2 separate regions of the Homo sapiens genome follow, and region 1 is linked to region 2. Evidence: read pairs that join two places in POLR2A ChIA-PET (ENCODE). Cell type or tissue: PC-9. All regions are shown on one strand.

Region 1 (8,000 bases), 110 kb before region 2:
GAGCACATACTATAGGCAGTGTTCTAGGCACTGAGACACAGCCATGAACCAAACATTCAAAGCCTCTGAGCTCATGAAGCTTATATTCTAGTAGGTACTAGCATGTGCCAGGTACATTTAAAGATTATTTTATGTAAACTCCACAATATCCCTATGGAGTATTATTATTATTCTCTTTTTTAACATATGAGGCAATTGAGGCCTATAAAGGTTAAACAATTTGCCTGAGTCATACCATTTGTTAGAGGTGAGATCTGAACCTAGTGCTGCCCATCTGAAAACATTTTATTTTCATTCATGTCAAGATAGAGATGAAACATCTAAGATAAAAAGGTCAATGAGAGGCAAGCACAGCGTGGCCAAGAGACAGTTTAGTCTTATCCCACAGCTCTGAGTGGGGTAGGGGACTCCACTAGGAGTTCTGTTTTAGTGTGCTAAGTAAAAGACCGCCCCAGCGAGAAGGAAGGCAGACAGACTATGCAAGCCACAAAAACCAGAGGCCTGAAAATTTCAAGCATTTAAATTATATAACTTTTTAAACAAACTGCATAAAATTGCTCTAAAAAGAGAAACATCAAACAGCTCTAGTTTTAATCTGTTTTCCCTTTGCGACGTAGCTCTTTATCTGAAAGGGAAAAATAGCTGATGTAATTAAAAGGGATGGATTGCATTACAATCTCAGTTTCAACTTCAGTGATTAAAGTTTTTATAATGCATTTGGTATGATTAATGACTCACTGTGGGATTAATATAAGACTCAGCCTTAAAAATATGAACTTTAATACAGCAAACATAATTTGTTTTAAATAAGACAAGTTGACTCAATGAAGAAAATGTACTTGGCTTATAAACATCATAAGTCTGTTCAAATATTGGGGATCCTGATTATTTTTAAACTAAGATTCCCAGGCAAAAACTTCCTTGGTCTGGATATTGGTTTGCTATCCTAAAATTGGTTTCTATCTATGTTATTTGGATCTCAACTGCTTAACCATACACGATTGTTCAGGTTTGACAGTACGGATGTGGGGACATTTGTGATCCTAATATTTTGCTCTTTAATAAAATACCAATAAAACTATGGGAAAATCAGATCCCAATTTATAGCATATTAGAAACAAAATTCATTTACTGAGCATGCTTGGACAAGGTATGAGCAAGGAGGCGTGAATAATACTTTGGAGCCCTACATCTGGCAGTTGGCCAGCCATGAAGATCAACAGAGCCCATGGGGAATAGTTATCTTCAGATCCCATTACAAACTGAGTTTAAACATGTTACAGCTGCTAAAACTGGAAACTGCCCTCCCTATGTAGACTTACTAAAATAATATATGGCTGCCAAATACCTGCTTCCCACTGTAATATTACAGTTAATGTTTATATAATAAAAAGCATAACTAAGCACAAAGAGAAAAAAGCAATCCTGTTCATACTTGAATTTATTCTGTCTCATCTGTAAAGTCCCCAACATTCCCCCCAATTCCTTTTTTCTGCCTGGTTCTGCCAGGGACTTTATCCTCTTCAATATTGGCAGGTTGTGGATTTTTGTCTGGGAGCAAAATGCATTGAATATTTTAAACTGGAAAGATATTTTAAATTGACTTTAATGGAAACATATTTTATTGTTGGGACAGATAGGTTTGTTTTACTTTTGTTTTGTTGCCATGGGAACTCAAGGAACACTGTAGTCTGGGTATTCCAATGATAGCAATTTGCTGGTACCACCCTTCCCCCAGCTTCATTTTCTGATGGAGATGGTGACACCACGAGGGACCCTCTTTACTGAGAAGAATGACAGCATTACCTCTGAGTGTGGGAAGGAGGAGGAGGGAAAGCAGAGAATTGGGTGGGAGAGACACCCCATGGACGCCCAAGGACCCCTCACTCTGGGTTCTGAGAGCCCTGGGCCAACCTGGCTCTCTAGATGGGTGCTAAGGAGACTTTAATTTCCTTTTCTAATTTTGCAAGTTCACAAAGTAGGGCACCATTCTCATTTCGGTTCCTTTTTTTTTTTTTTCATTTTTTCTTTCATTTTTTTTTTTTTTTCTCCCCTTCACTCAACTCAGCAGCTGGCTGGCTGACAGCAGTAAAAAATACATTTCACTTTGCTGGTCAAAGGCCTAAAGCCAGAAGCAGGAAATCTGGAATTAAATGTTTCTTGTATCTGGAAAGAGGCATGACTAAGGTAAAACTGAATCCAAACACAAGCCCTACTTGTTCAAGGCTTCCAGAGAGAGTATATGAGAGTGTGTGAGTGTGTGAGAGAGTGTGTGTGTGTGTGTAAAGGTCAACCGAGTGTTTTTTCCCCCCCTTCTAAATCATTGAAAGATAATTATAGTGGCTTGGGGAAAAAAGCCTCCTAAAATAAAACAAGCAAGGCAGAAGCTAAAAGGAAGCAAGTAGAAATATGACCAGCTAAGCTTTGAAGAACAGGGCACGGTCTCGCACGGCACACAATCGCTGCTTCATATAGTGATTTCCGTTTGGTGCAATTTTCACTGAATGTTTTTTCAGTTATCCTGTCATGGTACAACACAATTACCCCACAGGATATGATCTTATCATATGATTATTAGAAGTTTTTACAGTACAAGAGGACAAAAGCTATTATAGGTTTCTGAACATTTAAACGTTCAACGTACATGTGGTACCATTAAAAACAGGTTAGCCTTAGATTAGGTCAACATTGCCCTATGTAGAAAGCTGAGTAGGTTTGTATTATATAAAGAATTTAGTAAAATGCACCATGCCTGCGCCTTGAGGTTGATTATTTCTCAAATATTTGTAGCACAGCAAAGATTTTATCAGTTTCTAAACTGTACAGATAAAAGCAAACATGCACTCCAGCCCCCAAGAATTCATTACACAGGAGAAATATTTTCAATGGACTGCAACTCTAAGAATGGGGGCTGGCTTTTAGGTGGGTGGAAGTAATGGGGAAGAGAAGCAATATATTCATTAGAAAATCCAGAGATTTTCCCCTTCCTGATCTACATCTAGTCTGGGGATTGAAAGCTGGACAGATAAATGGGCCTTTATTATTATCCAGATTTCACATTTCAGATTAGCAAAATGCTTATTTACGATGCGATTAATGGATCTGAAATAGGTAAGCCATTATGTATTAAAAAATAACATCTTTCCATAGGCATAAGATTTGTAGCAGCATGAGATTTTATTTTTCCCTAGGAATAATACAAGAATAACATTTTCCACCCCAAAGCAGAAACAGTAGGGGGGCCTTTTGCTATCACGGAGATTCTTATTAAATTCAGTCACTGTGAAAAGCAAGATTTTTTCCCCTCCTCATTCTTCTTTCTTAAAAAAAAAAAGACTTAAAATCAACCCAAGTTAAAATTAACAAGTCAATAGCATTATAACCTTGATTTGTTAGCATCTGAGCCACTAAATTATCATCATACATGAAATTGCTGGTTTGAAAAGATTTCGGCTTTGCTAAATCTCAAGTTAAATAATGGTGCTTAGTACACTAGGTTTTTAGATCTGCCTCATCTGATATTATGAAAAATTCAATACATTTCTCTACAGCAGAAGTCAGGGGTCAGCAAATCTATTACTGTAATGTAAGTAATCTGGCAACCTGCCAACTCTTTCTCCCTTTTATTATTTTTTTAAACACTAAGGCAGATAATTTTATATTTACAAAGTCTAAAATCCTCCAGGGCCTTGCCTCTCTTTCTCAACAAAAACCAGCAGCCTTGCATTAGAGAAGTGTGTATCACACATGTCCTCATCATTTGCATTTTGTACAAAAGAAGAAAAGACCCTTCATCTTTATTACACAACATTCCCCTCCCTTCCTCAGAAGCAGAGGAAAAATAATGTCAAATCTCATCTGAACCAGTAACCACTAATGTCTCCTGTATTGATTAATGCTTGCATGGAATGACTGAACTTTTGGGCCAAAATATTTAGCAAACAGTGCTTAATAGGAAAAACGAGAATCCATCTATTTACAGAGCTTGAAAAATGGTATTACAATAATGTCTGGAACTGATTGAATCCAGAGAGTGGGGGCAAGAAGTGGTGAACTTTTAGGGTTGTATTTGAATCCCAAAGTCACCCCAGTTACTGCATAGGCACTTTATGGTATCAAATCAGTGAGAAATTCCAGACCTAAAGGTTTGCTGGTGTCCTTGGAGCAGAATATTTTCTAGGGGCAGAGGGAAATAACATTGGTGCATGTCAGGTCAAAGATGCCACTACTGGCCAAGTGTGGTAGCTCACGCCTGTAATCCCAGCACTTTGGCAGGCGGAGGCAGTCGGATCACTTGGGGTCAGGAGTTCGAGACCAGCCCATCTCTACTAAAAATACAATAATTAGCCAGGCATGGTGGTACGTGCCTGTAATCCCAGCCACTTGGGAAACTGAGGCAGGAGAATTGCTTGAACCCCAGTGGCAGAAGCTGAAGTGAGCCGAGATCATGCCACTGCACTCCAGCCTGGGTGACAGAGTGAGACTCTGTCTCAAAAAAAGAAAAAAAAAAGGCACTACTATTCTAATACTATTAGGCTTTTTTTTTGTAGTAACAACGAAATGACATATTGGTTCAACTGGGACTTCAGACCTGATCTCACCCCAAATGGAGTCATTACACCTCTGAGTTGATTCCAGCCTTGATAAATTTCTACAGCTTGGCCAGACATTTCCCTTTGCAGCCAGAAATTAAAATATAACTTTACTGTGAAGTATGGGAAGGAATCTTTCACCAAATATGGAGCCAATAGAAGGTATATTTTTCCTTTCTGAAGATGAGGTACACATGCTTGTTACAGTTCCAATAAGCATAGAGAGTTTTTCTAATCTCACATACTGTTCACCTCTCAGGTGCTAGACCATGACCATAAAAGTGGAAGAAGAGCTTTTGGGGGTAGGGAACCAAATCAACAGCCAAATACACAAATGTGCTATGTAAATGAGCAGAGAAATGAGAATGTTTCCTCAGCGGGCACAACCCTGGTTGAGCACAGTAAAAGCTAAGCTCCATCTGAGAGAGATGTGAGCCACAGAAGATCTCCATTTTATGGTGTGAACTTGAGTGGAGCAGAAAAAATAGTGTGCCGAGTGTGACAAGCTCTCCCCATAACCAAGACAGGTGAGAAAGAGGCCTCCAGTGTCACCTCCCAACAGGCAAGGATGTGAACTGAAAGTCTGGGGCACCAAACCACGGAGTAAGAAGCCACGCTGACATGAAGAACGAGCCTATAGCGGGGCCCATCTGAGCCAACAAAATGGCGGCAGAGTGCAACACAGAGTCTGTGTGAAAGACTCAGTTTGCCCAAGAGCTACCAAAGCCAAACTGCCTTACATACTTTAAAAATGAGGTAGGTATAACTAGCATCACCTGTATTCTATGCTAAGACACCTAAAAGGTATGGAGTCCACTATTAACAACGATGAAATATAACCATTTGTCACCACAAAAGGTCTCTTTTCTGGGAAAATGATCTGCTCACAGGGGCTTCATTACCTACTCAATGGGCAGCAGATGGACAAGAAAACTTTTTGAAGGCTTTAATGCTCTCTCCATTTGCCCCTGGAAGTGGGTGGGAGAGTTGTTTCTTAGGCCCACTGATAATTCTGATACCTCCCTCCATGGTCCCGGAGTGTGTGTGACCCTAAATGAAGAGAAGAAAGAAAGGTACGTGGTACTGGACACAGCAAGGTGGTGGCTCGGCTCCCATAAAGATGTGTCAGTGTGAGAGAGTTAGCTCAAGGATGACAGCTTTCCTGAACTGGAGTTACATGGATTTCAGGGGACTGTGTTAGAAGCAAGGTGGGAAGGTAGAGAAACCTCATTCAGGTCATTCATATATATTGATTAGGCATTACAATATTAACAGCCACCACCACGCATTACATTCTTATTAATACCAGGCACTCTGCATGCTTTAATTTCAACCATTACAGAAAGAAATATCTACAGATATATTATTTTATCTCATTTTATGGATGACAAAACTGAGGTTCAGAGCTAAACGATTAAGTGACTAGTCAATGGCACACAGCTATTTAGTGTCAAAATTTTGAGTTCGACCACCAAACTGCCTGCCTCTGCTAGTCCAGCTATCTTCATCTCAAAAAGGTGGCTGTGCATCTTCATACACAGATGTATCAACACGGAGACATACCAACACGGAGGAGATACTGAAAGATCACTCCTGCCTGGGTTAAGTGAATTCCTAGCTCCTAAGGAGTTACCTGAGAAACTGGAGTGAGCATTCTCCTTTTCTCAGAGGCAACAGGCCTATAAAATACATATGTAGCCATTCCACAAAGGGTCAACCTCCTACATCAGAAGAAGCCCTATGGCTTGGGCACTGGGCAACTACTCTTACAATATGCTACAATAACCATGCCATAGCTCTTCAAAAGGTAGTGATACTAGTTGGATCATGCCCAACTTAATATCGGATGGTAAGAGAAACTTGAGAATCATATCCTCCATGAATTCCAGCCTCTAGGACTTAATCTTACCAAGCCCAAGCTTCCCATGGTCTCCCTAATAAAGCTCCTTTGGGGCTTTCTATGATGTCTCCATGCCACATGTAAGAGCATCTAGACTAATGTTGTTCCTATGCCTTTCAAATGACAACCACATTGAAGAAAGTTGGAATGGACTTAAGGAAGGCTGATGTTATGTCCCAGGGATTAAAATGCATGCTTATTACAGTGAACACAGACCATGCATGGTGCCTAGCCCTCTACAATGCCAGCCAGCAACAACTGCAGCAATGACTCTTCTCAATGAAAAAAGCCCAATGACTTCAGAATTGAGTTGTATGGATCCATTTCAAGGGCAGATGAACATTATTTCAAGAATAATAAACCCAATACTGTTTTGTTTTGAGACAGGGTCTCATGCAATCACGGCTTACTGCAGCCTTAACTTCCTGGACTCAGATGATCTTCCCACCTCAACTCCCTGAATAGATGGGACTACAGGTATGCGTCACTGCACGTGGCTATTTTTTTTATTTTTAGTAGAGATAGGGTATCACCATGTTGCCCAGGGTGGTCTCAAACTCCTGGGTACAAGCAATCCACCCACCTCGGCCTCCCAAAGTGCTGGGATTACAGGGTAAGCCACTATGCCCAGCCAACATGGCAGTGTTTTCAATGTGATGTGTACCCCACAAATGATGGAAGCCAGTGTCAAAATATAAAAATAGGCAAACAACTATTGCATTTAAGCCCCATGCATGTTAGATCCTACTGGTTCCAGAACTTCTGAAATGTTCAACAGTTCTCCCACAACATTTATTATTTTGGTCAAACTTTGTAGTAACTTACACAAAAACAAAATGTTCCAAGAGGTTTTCAGTGGAAGAGTTAAGAATATACTTTAATGGTAAACAATTACATTCTTCTGTCATATGATACTTTTTTTCCCTTTTCTTTTTTGGAAACATGCTTTCTGAATTTTCAATAGTTCCTTTGTGAAGGCATCTGTTACTCACATAACTGAAAAGATGTTTGTGCAGTGGCATGCTTGAGAGTACAGTTATTTAATCTTAATGATAAAACCCTGAGGACAGAAAATCACAAGTAGAAACCTTTTGTTATTTATCAAAAAGAAAAGGGCTAAGACACCTAATCTATTCTCAAATTTAAATTCATGCTTGATGAAAACTATCAATAAAACATGGGACCTGCAAGGTTTCTTAAATACTATAGTTAGGTTCAAAGGATGGGACAGAGGAAGTAGGATAAAAACAAAAATGAGACAATAAAGGAGCTCGACAAAGAAAAACTGCTGTTTGGCAAGCTTTTTTTTTGGGGGGGGTCAAACAAAGAACTCGCTGTAGTTTACAGCATGACATACACACTTGATTAGTTTGTGCCTGAGGGTGTTTTTACACTCAACAGTGTAAACTCTAACTTCTATTAATTACAACTTGCATTTAGAGGCAAATTTAAGAATTTTTAAATAGAGATTTTTTTCAAAGGCTGTTGTTTATTTTTTTAAAATAGAA
Region 2 (8,000 bases):
AAGGACTTGGAGCTGGGGAAGGACATTTGGAAGGGCAGTGGTCCTGGCAGTGGTGTTCTGCAAAAGGGGCCTCCACGTGGGAGACGCCTGGAGAAAAGACCTCCAATTGGGAACCAGTTGAAGAGTCATGGGGAGAAGTGTTGGCTGGGAGTGATGACGTTAGTGTTTGCATGGAGTGTGGATGTAAACCAAGCCCTCCTCCAGTTCTCCCATCGACTCTGTGAAATCCTTCCTACGATCTACATGGCTCACCAGGAACACGGAATTTAAAAAACAAAAACAAGATTGGATTCCATGATGTCTAAAGTCTCTGTTCCTGCTCTAATATTAGACTTTTCTTCTTTGCCACAAGTATTTAAATAACTGTTCCACAATGCCAAAAGTTGCTTCCTCTCCCAGAGGAAACTCACTAATGTAGGACCTAAGAAAGGACTTTGAGGAACTCAGATGGCTTGCAAAAATGCATCACTGTCCAGTGCTGCAGAGGTTTGGGTGCAGCACCTCCCACTGGCAGGCCATGTGTACTCGGGTCTCCCGTGGAATTCTCCCGATGAGCTCTGTGTCGTGGCTGGCTGCATCTCACACTCAGTACCTTTGGAAGTTTCTGTCCCACAGGTATCTCAAAATAATAAGAGATATTTATGACAAACCCACAGCCAATATCATACTGAACGGACAAAAACTGGAAGCATTCCTTTTGAAAACTGGCACAAGACAGGGATGCCCTCTCTCACCACTCCTATTCAACATAGTGTTGGAAGTTCTGGCCAGGGCAATCAGGCAGGAGAAAGAAATAAAGGGTTTTCAGTTAGGAAAAGAGGAAGTCAAATTGTCCCCGTTTGCAGATGACATGATTGTATATTTAGAAAACCCCATCGTCTCAGCCCAAAATCCCCTTAAGCTGATAAGCAACTTCAGCGAAGTCTCAGGATACAAAATCAATGTGCAAAAATCACAAGCATTCTTATATACCAATAACAGACAAACAGAGAGCCAAATCATGAGTGAACTCCCATTCACAATTGCTTCAAAGAGAATAAAATACCTAGGAATACAACTTACAAGGGATGTGAAGGACCTCTTCAAGGAGAACTACAAGCCACTGCTCAACGAAATAAAAGAGGACACAAACAAATGGAAGAACATTCCATGCTCATGGGTAGGAAGAATCAATATCGTGAAAATGGCCATACTGCCCAAGGTAATTTATAGATTCAATGCCATTCTCATCAAGCTACCAATGACCTTCTTCACAGAATTGGAAAAAACTACTTTAAAGTTCACATGGAACCAAAAAAGAGCCTGCATGGCCAAGTCAATTCAAAGCCAAAAGAACAAAGCTGGAGGCATCACGCTACCTGACTTCAAACTATACTACAAGGCTACAGTAACCAAAACAGCATGGTACTGGTACCAAAACAGAGATATAGACCAATGGAACCGAACAGAGCCCTCAGAAATAATACCACACATCTACAACCATCTGATCTTTGACAAACCTGACAAAAACAAGGAATGGGGAAAGGATTCCCTATTTAATAAATGGTGCTGGGAAAACTGGCCAGCCATATGTAGAAAGCTGAAACTGGATCCCTTCCTTACAGCTTATACAAAAATTAATTCAAGATGGATTAAAGACTTACATGTTAGACCTAAAACCATAAAAACCCTAGAAGAAAACCTAGGCAATACCATTCAGGACACAGGCATGGGCAAGGACTTCATGTCTAAAACACCAAAAGCAATGGCAACAAAAGCCTAAATTGACAAATGCGATCTAATTAAACTAAAGAGTTTCTGCACAGCAAAAGAAACTACCATCAGAGTGAACAGGCAACCTACAGAATGGGAGAGAATTTTTGCAACCTACTCATCTGACAAAGGGCTAATATCCAGAATCTACAAAGAACTCAAACAAATTTACAAGGAAAAAAACAAACAACCCCATCAAAAAGTGGGCAAAGGATATGAACAGACACTTCTCAAAAGAAGACATTTGTACAGCCAACAGACACATGAAAAAATGCTCAGCATCACTGGCCATCAGAGAAATGCAAATCAAAACCACAATGAGATACCATCTCACACCAGTTAGAATGGCAATCATTAAAAAGTCAGGAAACAACAGGTGCTGGAGAGGATGTGGAGAAATAGAAACACTTTTACACTGTTGGTGGGACTGTAAACTAGCTCAACCATTGTAGAAGACAGTGTGGTGATTCCTCAAGAATCTAGAACTAGAAATACCATTTGACCCAGCCATCCCATTACTGGGTACATACCCAAAGGATTATAAATCATGCTGCTGTAAAGACACATACACACGTATGTTTATTGCAGCACTATTCACAATAGCAAAGACTTGGAACCAACCCAAATGTCCATCAATGATAGACTGGATAAAGAAAAGGTGGCACATATACACCATGGAATACTATGCAGCCATAAAAAAGGATGAGTTCATGTCTTTGTAGGGACATAGATGAAGTTGGAAACCACCATTCTCAGCAAACTATTGCAAGGACAAAAACCAAACACCGCATGTTCTCACTCATAGGTGGGAATTGAACAATGAGAACACTTGGACACAGGAAGTGGAACATGACACACCGGGGCCTGTTGTGGGGTGAGGGGAGGGGAGAGGGATAGCATTAGGAGATACACCTAATGTAAATGATGAGTTAATGGGTGCAGCACACCAACATGGCACATGTATACATATGTAACAAACCTGCACATTGTGCACATGTACCCTAGAACTTAAAGTATAATAAAAAAAAAAAAAAGAAAGAAAGTTTCTCTCCCACAAACACAAATGAATTTGGATAACTCAAAATGGAACTGTGAAGTGCTACGTAATTTAAGATCCTGTGTGGCAGAGAGTCACTTATTCTGTAGTTCAACATTTGTAAATCTTGCAAATATGTCTATTGGGTGTTGATGCTCCAAACCACCTTCCACTGACTCAATGAACATTCTCCCGCTGGCAGAGTTTCAGCGGCACCACCATCTTTGCCCGCTCACCAAGGTTAGGCACTGTTTGAGAATTTTATTCATTTTCCCCATCAGTATGTACCACTTCGATGTTTCAACAGCATACACTCTAAAAAGCAATCCATCTGCTTTTTTCCATTGGTACTATCCAAACACCAATTTCCTGAGCCTTGGCATTGTGCTTCATTAGGGAGCAAATATACACAGTTATTTAGGCTTCCACGTGTCTATGAAATACCCCACTTTACCTTCCAAACTGGCAATTAAAGCCATTTACTCTGGAGCTGGATTATCCAATAGAATAGCTTCTGTTATGTAGTTGCAAAAGTAACTGCAGTTTTTGCCATTATAGCTGCATGCGGCAATATAAAGTTAAATTAATTAGAACAAAATAAATTTTATACACTAAAAATTCAGTTTCTCAGTCATATTAGCCACATTTCAAGTGGTCAACAGCCATGTGTAGCCAGTGGTACCTTACTGGACACAGAACAGAGATACAAAATATTTCCATCATTGAAGAGCATTCTATTGGCAAAGTATGCCTGAAGGCATGGACATTTATAAAGGCAAAGACTACATTCCTTCCACCACTGTATTCCTAGTGCTTAACCCAGGCCCTGTCTGACATGTATTAAAAGCTCTAATAAATGCTTAAGGAACTGAGATTCTTCCTCTCTAAACATGGAAACAAAATGTGATTCCCCCCAAAATGCTGAATTAGACAAGGAAGAAGTAATAAATACAAAGAAATAGCTATAATTGGAAAATTGTTTCCATACTCAAAAACTAGAATTCTATTATTAATATACAAAAATTATTTCTAGATCGCTCCCTATGAAAGCAAAGAGTGAATAAGACTATTGCTCAGAATTTACATCCATCAGCTATTCTCAATATTAATAGACAGGCAAAGTCACCAAAGACAGTGTAAGAGTAATGCAATGACAATAGTTCTAATAATAATGATGGTACTCATGCAATATAGACCATTTAATACTTATAAAACCCTTTTCAAATCTTTTAAATAATTTCAATCTCACAACAATTTTGCAGGGTTGGAATTCTTATACCCAGTTTACTGGTAGCCAAAAAAAAAAGAGGATCGGAGACTCAGTGACTTGTCTAGGATGACTCAGCTGGTAAATGAGAGAAAAAGACATCTGGCCTCAGGCTTTCTAACTCCAAGTCTTTCTCCTCTGTCACAACTGCTACACTTTGTGCAGACATTACCCACTGAGCTACTCCCACTTTCTATTTATGCTGTTAAGTGAACTGGGATCCTTTTAAAAAACGCAGACCTCTACTTCCAGTGTGTTGGAAGGCCAACTAATCGATTGTCCTCCTTAATAATAATTTTTGGCTTCTGCAATATTGAGGGGCTAATCTTTGGTAACCAGAGGCTCCAGAAACATTATTAATGTATCACCCAAGAAACCATTTGTTCTATGGATTATCCATCTCAAACAGTGGTTCTGAAGCATGATATACTATGCTCTGGGTTGCACAGCTGCTTTGCATTTTGAATTCTTTATTTATAGAACAAGTCAAATTAATAACTCAAAAATGTTGTTTCAGGCAAAGTAATGGACACACAATAAAACTATTCATTTCCTAAAAGGTCACTCCAGGAGATGCATACATTGTTTAAAAGCCTACCAACAATGCTATTATTCCTTCGAAAACTGAAAATGTGTAATAAGCAGTTAGAGCACATATCTGCCCCCGAGACCCCAGGCTAATTTAAAGTACAATCACAAGGCAATCAATCATACTCCAAAATTACTTCATTTTCCAAACTGTTTACACTTTTTAAGTTACAAATCCACTTTCTGCTATTTCAACTCACGATTTACAACTACAGATTTAGACCGCTTGGCAAGCAGCCAAGCACTAGTCATGAGGGAACTAATGATATGAACAGATCAGTGTTTTATAAAGGAGAAAAGCGCATGTAAATTTCCAGTGTGTCTGCAAGTAATCAAGGCACTGCTGACTATAAATGAGACCGTCTCAAATTTATTTTAGGAGAAATATCTTAAAGCTGTACTTTTTATCCAGGCCAAAAAAAGCCTTTAGGAGGAACTCTGAGATTACTCAAATTATTATAAATAAATGGTTATGTGAACAATATGGAAAAATAGTGAAATAAGTGACTTATTTCAACATTCCTGTCCCACATACCCTTATCATGATTTCTGGAATGCTAGAGTTAATGGGAAGAGGGGGAAAGATTTGTTCTCCTCTCTCTCTTTCTCTCTGTCCCCCACTTAAAATGTGATTGTTAACCATAGCAGCAAATCAAGTTTGTTTTAGTAGTCCAGAATACTCAGAACAAAAAAGACCCTAGAAGATATTGTTTTAAAATTAAATATGATCTTCATTGTCTCATTACAATGGCACAGCCAAATAATCACTTTGCGTTATTTGTACAAATAATGTAGAATGCTCATTGTCTTGCGGAAATAATTACTCTGGTGTATCATATCCTGCTTGTTGTCAAAACCTCTCCCTTTGCTGTCACCAAGCATGTGCATTGGACTCCAGAGGCTAAATTTAGCCAAAGTTTCATGTGTTCTTATATGTTAAAGAGTAAAGCCAAGTAAGCATATTCAGATGTGCGGGTGCCTTAAAGAGAGAAGCTCAAAATAGCCTCACAGTATATACATCGCAAAAGTCCATTCACTGTGATTGATATTTTAGTTAGAGAATCATTACATGACTAAACTCGATTTTATAATTGGATAAGGCCAGATACAATAAACCCGCACTGCACTGTAAAAGCATCTTACATCTTCAAACTATTTGTAATAATAAATCAACCTAATTATTTGAAATACTGTCTTGATGTGGAAAAGAAAAGAAATAAAATAAACTAGCTGCCTGAATATCTCATTTTATTTTCTAAGGATCAAGCAAAGCTTTTTATTGGCATTAAAGCCTAGCTCCACAATGGCTGGTAAACCATACTCTTTAGATAAAATTGTACACACAGAAAATCAATAATAAAGATTAAAAGCTTCCCCCCTCCCATTTTTTACACTGGCATCTGGTGTGTGTGTGTGTGTGTATGCATGTGTGTGTGAATTTAAGTATGACTAAAAATAATGATCTTCAGGAACCTGGAGCAACAAATGTAGCCCCAGTCTATTAAAACTTCAATTTATCCTTGTTTATCAAAAAAGCCACAAATAGTGGAATGAATGTTTCCAGTTCTGAGTGATTTCATAATGAACTCCCCAGAGCCCTGGAGCCCCTGATATCAGCATTGTGACATCATCAGGATAAATGCTCATTGGCTACAAAACCTTTTGGGTTAACCCTTTCACAGAGGGTCTCAGCCCATCACTTTGCTAGTTTTCTAATGAGGTTCCTCTATTCCCCTGTAAGAGCAGAGACTGGAAAAGAACGTCACCACCCTTTTTCCCCTCCCCCGCCACATACAAACAGCATAGACCCAGAACATTCTAAAGGGCACTGGGTATGTCTCTTCAACTGGAAGCCTTGATACAAATATAGGCCCTCAGAGGCTCATTGTGGATGGTTCTCATAGGTAGAGGAGGGAATGATCAGGAGCTCTCTTAGTGTTGGGTTGTCTTTCCTCATCATAGTCTGAGAGCTGGAGATAGAATTCTGGATATAGAAACATGTTCTGCACAGAAAGTACAAGTCTGTCCAAGATTGGCTATATCTAAGTTTGCCCAACTTCTCATGAAACTTGATAATAAATTTGTTCATTTCACACTGGCTGTAGCAAATGCAATCATTGAGGGATTTTCAATATACACAAGATCCTAATTCTACCGAAAATGTTTTTTACAGTTTGACCAGCACCTAGGAAAAGTCTGAGAATTCTGCTTTGAACTTTGATCTGACAAGCTCCACTTCTAGGAGTTTATCCTAAAGAAATAATAATATGACTTCAGGGATGTCTCTGAGAGCACTGTTTATTATATACAAAAGCTGGAGGAAAAAACCCAAAGTCCAGCAATAGGGGGATAGTCAGATAAGCTATGGCACTTCCATAATAGAATACAGTGGAGTTCATCACTAAAAATGATGCTACAGATGAATATTTACTGTGTGAAAGAGCATATTAAGTGTTTTTGAAAGCATGATACAGGCCGGGAGTGGTGGCTCATGGCTGTAATCCCAGCACTTTGGGAGGCCGAGGCAGGTGGATCACCTGAGGTCAGGAGTTTGAGACCAGCCTGGCCAACATGGTGAAACCCCATCTCTACTAAAAATACAAAAAATTAGCCGGATGTGGTGGTGGGCACCTGCAATCCCAGCTACTCAGGAGGCTGAGGCAGGAGAATCCCTTGAACCTGGGAGGCGGAGGTTGCAGTGAGCTGAGATGGCACCACTGCACTCCAGCCTGGATTACAAGAGCGAAACTCTGTCTCAAAAAAAAAAAAAAAAAAAGCATGATATAAGACTAGAGATACAGTATAATGTTAAAAATTAATATCCAACATATAAGCAGATAAAAAATATAGAATAACAGGCAAATATCAACACTAGTTATCTCAGTATGGTGGTATTCTGGATAATTTTTTTCTTTCTGTTTCTTTGTATTGTCTTATGATAAACATGGATTGTTTTTATTATAACAAAATAAGCACAATTAAAAGAGATTATGAAAAACGTGGACATAGAGAAAGAAAATAACCTCATATAAGTTCTTCAGCGTTGGATGGCTCAAATACTTGCTCATGCCTTTTTGAAATAAATATACCAAACTTTCATGTTTTTGTAACTCTGATAAATCCCCCTCAACACAACGAGCAAGAAGATGACAATCCAATATATATTCAATTAAAAATAATGATAAAATAGCTGCACCAAGTTAGGAAAAAATTCAATTTAGGTTTACATGCCACTGACATCTTTTTTTCCTGCTAGTATCTTCACACAAAACATTTAAAAATTTAATATATTAGTGTGGTACCTTTGTTAAAACTGGCGAAACAATATTGATGCATTATTATAATAATGACTACAGT

What was found. Peaks named below come from ENCODE experiments on the same cell type or tissue, not always from the same donor. Only the 100,000 strongest peaks of a DNase experiment are listed, where the experiment ranks them.
Region 1: POLR2A ChIA-PET joins it to region 2 with 10 read pairs; 6 of 35 experiments call an interaction of 5 or more read pairs at or near these places.

Annotation. Positions count from the first base shown.
Region 1 is chr10:62,077,333-62,085,332 of GRCh38, reverse strand. The region is part of intron 8 of ARID5B (AT-rich interaction domain 5B); the gene reads right to left. Among named protein-coding and RNA genes, the nearest start is that of LINC02621, 180 kb to the left of the region's middle. RefSeq lists a silencer at 2,575-2,634 and an enhancer at 5,020-5,069. In PC-9, no CTCF peak of the experiment used is centred here; no DNase peak of the experiment used is centred here; H3K27ac peaks cover 2,575 bases.
Region 2 is chr10:61,971,645-61,979,644 of GRCh38, reverse strand. The region is part of intron 3 of ARID5B (AT-rich interaction domain 5B); the gene reads right to left. Among named protein-coding and RNA genes, the nearest start is that of ARID5B, 74 kb to the right of the region's middle. In PC-9, no CTCF peak of the experiment used is centred here; a DNase peak (open chromatin) is centred at 4,154.